Regions from separate parts of the Homo sapiens genome. Here region 2 is linked to region 1. A link is a contact called in ENCODE Hi-C or POLR2A ChIA-PET data. All regions are on one chromosome and are shown on one strand. Each heading gives the region's core, a stretch centred on a gene start or an enhancer-like site at or near the end of the contact. The rest is flanking DNA. Distances are from core to core; before and after follow the strand shown.

Evidence for each region. A loop is a pair of places that touch in the nucleus more often than their neighbours do. ChIA-PET counts read pairs that join two places held with the same protein, here RNA polymerase II (POLR2A). Pooled maps may share reads with other maps.
Region 2: a map of B cell shows a loop between it and region 1 (16-fold over the local background). The contact joins the enhancer-like site here to the promoter of SYT3 in region 1. A Hi-C loop is called at or near these places in 2 of 168 maps with a recorded cell type or tissue (B cell and breast epithelium) and 3 of 50 pooled maps. POLR2A ChIA-PET finds 5 or more read pairs at or near these places in 3 of 52 experiments (H1, K562 and WTC11).

The regions. Positions count from the first base shown.
Region 1 is chr19:50,638,382-50,641,472 of GRCh38, reverse strand. SYT3 (synaptotagmin 3) reads left to right here and starts at 1,592. Exons shown (of 11, transcript NM_001160329.2): 1 at 1,592-1,683; 2 at 2,311-2,448. RefSeq lists an enhancer at 1,987-2,281.
Region 2 is chr19:50,677,876-50,681,019 of GRCh38, reverse strand. All of the region lies in intron 21 of SHANK1 (SH3 and multiple ankyrin repeat domains 1), which reads left to right. Among named protein-coding and RNA genes, the nearest start is that of C19orf81, 30 kb to the right of the region's middle. Within about 2 kb of position 1,524, at least 4 of the 41 ENCODE cell types and tissues checked have a DNase peak (open chromatin) inside an H3K27ac peak, as active enhancers do; they include B cell, where a contact is called at or near this core.

The DNA.
Region 1 (3,091 bases), core at 343-2,842:
GCTAGGCCGGGCGCGGTGGCTCACGTCTGTAATCCCAGCACTTTGGGAGGCCGAGGCGGGTGGATCACAAGGTCAGGAGATCGAGACCACGGTGAAACCCCGTCTTTACTAAAAATACAAAAAAAATTAGCCGGGCACGGTGGCAGGCGCCTGTAGTCCCAGCTACTCAGGAGGCTGAGGCAGGAGAATGGAGTGAACCCGGGAGGCGGAGCTTTCAGTGAGCCCAGATCGCGCCACTACACTCCAGCCTGGGCGACAGAGCAAGACTCTGTCTCACAAAAAAAAAAAAAAAAAAAAAAAAAAATTCCTGGGCTCCAGCAATCCTCCCACCTCAGCCTCCTGCGTAGGTGGGACTACAGGTGCACGCCACCACACCCACTAGTTTGGTTTTGTTTTGGTTTTTTGGTTTTTTTGTTTTGTAGAGATGGAGTCTCCTACGTTGTCCAGGATAGTCTCAAACTCCTGGCTTCAAGGGATCCTCCCACTTCAGCCTCCCAAAGTGTTGGGATTTACAGGTGTCAGCCCAGCCTTTGATTTTTACCTAGAGGTTGTATTTATTTGGATGTCACTGATTGAGAGCACTGAGGGGGCCTCCGAGCCACCTCTCCAGGCTATGTAGATCTAGATCAAGCTTGTCCAACCCATGGCCTGAGGCCCGCATGCAGCACAGGACAGCTTTGAATGCGGCACAACACAAATTTGTAAACTTTCTTAAAACATTATGAGATTTTTTTGTGATTTTTTTTTTCTCATCAGCTATTGTTACTGTTAGTGTATTTTATGTGTAGCCCAAGACAACAATGCAGTCCAGGGAAGCCAAAAGATTGGACACCCCTGATCTAGACCTTACCCAAGGGATTTAACCTCCATGGGCCTCAGTTGTCTCCTCTGTGAAATGGGAATGTCATAATTGCACCCAAGTGAAAATTAAATGAGAAAACGCTTTCAAAGCACTTAGCACTTCACCACTTATAGGAAATGACAATTGCCATTAACTGCTATTAATATACCAGAAACTGTTACTCACTACTTTTGAGAAATATTCATTAAGTACCTAGTTGGTACCAATGTTTTGTCTACACTGACCGGTTTTTCAAACTGTGGATCCCTTAGGAAATAAGTTTATGGTGTGTATTTTGCTGATGAGGAAACGGGGCCTCAGAGCAAGAGGCGCACACAGGCAGGAGTTGGCCCAGGTGGGATTCAAACCCAGGTCCCTGCTAGTACCTCTATCCTGGCTGTGGCACTGTACCTTTGAGTCTCAGCTTCCGCTCCTACCACCGGCCTTCAGAGCGGCTCAGGTTGGAGGGCCTGAAGTCCTGGGTTCCTGGGAAGAGGGGCCTGGGGTCCCCGGACTTCTACCTCTGTGAGATAGCGGGGCGGAGAACTGGGCCCCCGGACCCTGGAGAAGCAGCACGTCGTGATCCTAGATCTCTGGGTCCCCAGTGTGGAAACCCACTGGGTCTCTGCTGCCTTAGTCCCGGGCAATCTCCCTGCTTCCTTGCTGAGGCCAAGTGATTTCGGCTTTCTTGCCGCGGGTTCGGAGTGGGGGAAGGAGGGGGTGCAGGGGGAGGAGCCGCGGACCTGCGACAGTGGCGAGGGGAGGAGCCGAGCCGGCACCGCGGCTGGCGCGCGGGGCTGCGGCGGCGGCGGCGGCGGCAGCGGCGGCAGCGGCGGCTCCGGGTGAGTCCGCTCCTCCCCCTCCTCCTGCCACAGCCCCAGCCCCAGTCAAATCCCTGGGGTCGGCCCCGGCGCATGGGGGCGGGGTAGATGCAGAGGCGCGTGGATCTCGGGCCGGGGAGTGGGAGCGCTGCAGCGCTCTCTGGCCACCCCGGGGGAGGGGCACGTGGCCCTGGAAGGGGGTCCCGAAACACCTGGGTGTATCCCACCCCTCGCCCACCGATCCCCAGCGCGGGGGGATCGTTTCCTCATTCCGTGGCCCCTAAGGACTTAGGGCTCCGTGGCTTTTCGAAGTCCCGGACATCGTTCCCCTCCCCTGAAGCGTCTTGGGACCCCAGCATCTTAACCCCCCAAAACCTTAAAAAAAAAAAAAAAATCCCATCCTCTCTGCAGCCCGGAGGCATTAAGGACTTCAACTCCCAGCAGATCCTGCAGCGCCGGGTCTATGAAGCCGCAGCAGCGCGAGCGCGAGACCTGCCGGGAATTGTAGTCTCTAAGCCCTCAACGGGAGCTGGGGGCCCGGAGGTGGGAGGGGGTGGCCGGGCTCCCAGTGGGTCGCCTGGGGTCGGGCAGCTGGCTCGAGTAGGGCAAGATGTGACTGTTAAGCTGAGCTTTTTCTCCCGGCCTCAGCCCCTAGATCAGACATTCTCTCTCATTACCCGGCGCGTGGGAACGGGTCCACAGCCCCTTGTCCGCCCTAGAACCCCCATGGGCTGCCGCCCGCCGCCGCCTCGGCTGCCACCCAGGACACGGCAGAGATAAGCGCAGGTGAGTGTGGCCATGCCTGTCTTGGAGTCCTGGCCTTCTGCAGCACCCCCACGACACCTGTCCATCTGTGAGCCCTGGTCTGTCTGTTCCTAATTCCCCTGCATCCCCTTCAACCCATCTTGATGCCTGGCTCCGAGCCATGTGTCACTAATTCCCCCTCTCCCCACATCCACCTCTCCTTCCTAGCCTCCTCTCATTTATGTGCTCATTGAACCTTCCCTTATGAACCCATGTCTGTCTGCCCAGCCCTCCTGTCTCCTTTTGTCTATCTGCGATCTCTAGCCATCATCTGCTGTCCTTGCCCACCCATCCATCCTCCCGTTCGACCGTTTCTCTTTCAAAGATATTTCTGCCCACACTCCTGCCTGCCCCTCTTCACCGTCTCTCGTCCTCTCGTCTCTCAAGCCCCCGTGAATTAATTACATCTCGGTTCATTCCTTGTCACTGTCCATCCCAAGTCTCAATCCTTGACTTTCCTTCTGCCTGCCTGTTCACCTCTCCATCTCTTCGGAGCCTCAGTCTGCCCTTCACATTATCTCTGTCTCCCCTCCCTGTATCTCTCCCTCCCTCAACTTGGTCCCCATCTCTGCATCTCCACCTCTCCACCCCCAGCTCCCACCATACCTATCCACCTCCAATCTCT
Region 2 (3,144 bases), core at 275-2,774, 40 kb before region 1:
GCTTCTTGGATCAGGTCTGCACAAAAGTGAACAAGAGCAAAGCATTGTATAAGACGCCACTATCAGCCAGGCGTGGTGGCTCACGCCTGTAATCCCAGCACTTTGGGAGGCCAAGGCGGGTGGATCACCTGAGGTCAGGAGTTTGAGACCAGCCTGGCCAACAAGGTGAAACCCCGTCGCTACTAAAACTACAAAAATTTGCTGGGTGTGGTGGCGCACGCCTGTTATTCCAGCTACTCGGGAGCATGGGACAGGAGAATCGCTTGAACCTGGGAGGCAGAGGTTGCAGTGAGCCAAGATCGCGCCACTGCACTCCAGCCTGGGTGACAGGGTGCGATTCTGTCTCGGGGAAAAAAAAAAAAAGATGCCACTATCTAAGGACTTGGAAACTGGGAGATTTCAACCCTCTCCAAAGATGCACTTTTGCATATAACCTAGAGGAGGTAGGGACAGCAGGGGCGCGGAGCCCAGCAGATCCACCCTAGGTCAGGGCACCTCTTGGGCTGTCTCCTCCTAGGGCTCTGCTGTCCATCCGCCCCTCGGTATGGCTTTGGCTTTCTCTGGTACTGTCTTTGTCACCCGCCACTGATGCCCGAGGGCTCCCTCGTGCCCCCTCATCTCTCAGTCTGAGACGTCATTGCTCCCTCTCAGTTGCACTCCCCACTTCTGGGGTTCCCTCCTGGGGCTGCGCAGGCCCTCTCTGAGTCAGAGCTGCCCTCCCTCCTTCCTCTCTGGGCTCTTCCTGCTTCCCATGCTTCCCATCGCCCTCTCATTTCCCCTCTCATCTCTCAGTCCTTGTCTCTCCCCCTTCTAGGCCCCATCTCTGTCTGTCGCTCTTCGCCTCTCTCACTCTCCCTATCTTTCTCTTCCCATCCCTCCCTGTTTCCCCACCTCCCTCTCTCCCCCATCTGTCTTTGTCTCTTTGTCTCTGTCTCTCCATCTCTGTCTCTGTGTCTCCTTGTCTCCCTAGCTCTCTCCTTGTCTCTCTATCTCTGTCTCCTCATCTCTGCCATTGTCTCTCTGTCTCTCCATCTCTATCTCCCCATCTCTGCCTTTGTCTCTCTGTCTCTCTATCTCTGTCTCCCTATCTCTGCCTTTGTCTCTGTCTCTGTCTCTCCATCTCTGTCTCTCTCCCCATCTTTGCCTTTGTCTGTCTGTCTCTGTCTCTCTATCTCTGTCTCTCTTTTTCTGTCTCTCTACGTCTGTCTCTGTGTCTCCTTGTCTCCCTCTCTCTGTCTCTGTCTATCTCTGTCCCCCCATCTCTGTCTCTTCAGTTGTCTCCCCGTCCATTCTCTCCCCTATCCCCTCTCAGGGCTGCCTCCTTAGCAGGAGTTCCCCAGCCACTGGTCAGCGGCAGGACATGCGCTGCCACTGAGGCGCCAGACCACGAGGTGACGGAGAACTGGGCCTTTGGGCGGCGGACTGAAGGGGAGTCTGCCCGGCAGCCAGTGACGTCATGCAAGGCTGCGCACTCTGATTGGCTGTCCCTTCTGCGCGGGAGCGAATGCTCCCGTTGGTTGGTGGAGTTCAGGTGCTCCCTGGGGAGTCAGTGCGATGCCCCATCAGATTGTTATGGTTCCTCCGTCAGTCTGACATCTCTCCTGTCACCCTGACCCTTCTTATGTCAAGCTAACCCATTTTTGTCCCTTCTTCTTCCACATGGTGCTGAAGTGTCTTTTGTCAGCTTGCAAATCTGACGAGGCGTCTGTCACTCTGCACCCTCCTCTGTCGGGGACACCCCTCCCCCTCACTCTAACCAGTTCCCTGCCACTCTAAGCCCTCTCCCGTCACCCTGACCCCTTGCCTGTAACCCTGACCCCTCCCCGTCACACTGACACCCCCCCATCACCCTCACCCCTTACCTGTAATGCTTGTAACCCTGACCCCTCCCCATCACCCTGACCCCTCCCCACACCCTGACCCCTCCCCATCACCCTGACCCCTCCCCATCATCTTGACCCCTCCCCATCACCCTGACCCCTCCCCATCACCCTGACCCCTCCCCATCACCCTGACCCCTCCCCACACCCTGACCCCTCCCCACACCCTGACCCCTCCCCATCACCCTGACCCCTCCCCATCATCTTGACCCCTCCCCACACCCTGACCCCTCCCCACACCCTGACCCCTCCCCATCACCCTGACCCCTCCCCACACCCTGACCCCTCCCCATCATCCTGACCCCTCCCCACACCCTGACCCCTCCCCATCATCTTGACCCCTCCCCATCACCCTGACCCCTCCCCATCACCCTGACCTTTCCCCATCACCCTGACCCCTCCGTTTTCCCTTTGACTCCTCCACTGTCTCTCTTTTACCTCTTCTCTCACCCTGACCCCCACCCTGTCACCCTCACCCTTCCCCATCACTCTGACTCCTACTCTGTCACCTGACCCCTTCTCTGTCACATTGACCTCTCCACTGTCCCCCTGACCCTTCCCTGTCATCCTGACCTCTCCCCCATCACCCTGGTCCCTTCCCTGTCACTCTGACCCTTCCACTGTCACATCAACCCCTCCACTGTCACTCGGATCCCTGCCTCATCACCTTCACCCTCACCTGTCACCTGACCCTCGCCTCTCCCTCTGGCCCCCACCACCTGCCCCCGTGCCCCATGCAGGTGTTTCCCTTGCCTTCCTCCCCTCCTCCCAGCTGTCCTCTCCTGCCTGGACTCTGTTCTTGCTGTCCTCTCCAGCCCTGCCCCTCAGCAGTCCCCGTGTGCTTCCTGACTGGTCACACCCCCTTCTCCTGGCTCTTCGTACCCCTCCCATTTTATCTCAGGGTTTTTGAGCCACTCTGACCTCTTTTCTCCGATGCATCTTGAATCTCCTCCTTACTCGCTGGCTGGTCTAGGATAAGGACCTTTTCTCTCTGATCCACGGCCTCTTTCATTATCATCCAAATGGGTATAATCCACCCTAACTCACAGGTGTGAGGATCCAGTGAGGACACATACGAAAAATAGCAGGTAAAATGGCTCACACAAGAGTGTCTCCTTCCACTTGCCACTTCTCTACTGCCTTTATCTTTTGCAAGGTTCTGCTCTCTGATACCACACAGCTGCAGGACGGGACAGAAAGCCAAGCAGAGTATTGGTCTGTGGCTGAAGGAGGTGGGGGAGGGGGTCAGAAAAACATTCAGCAA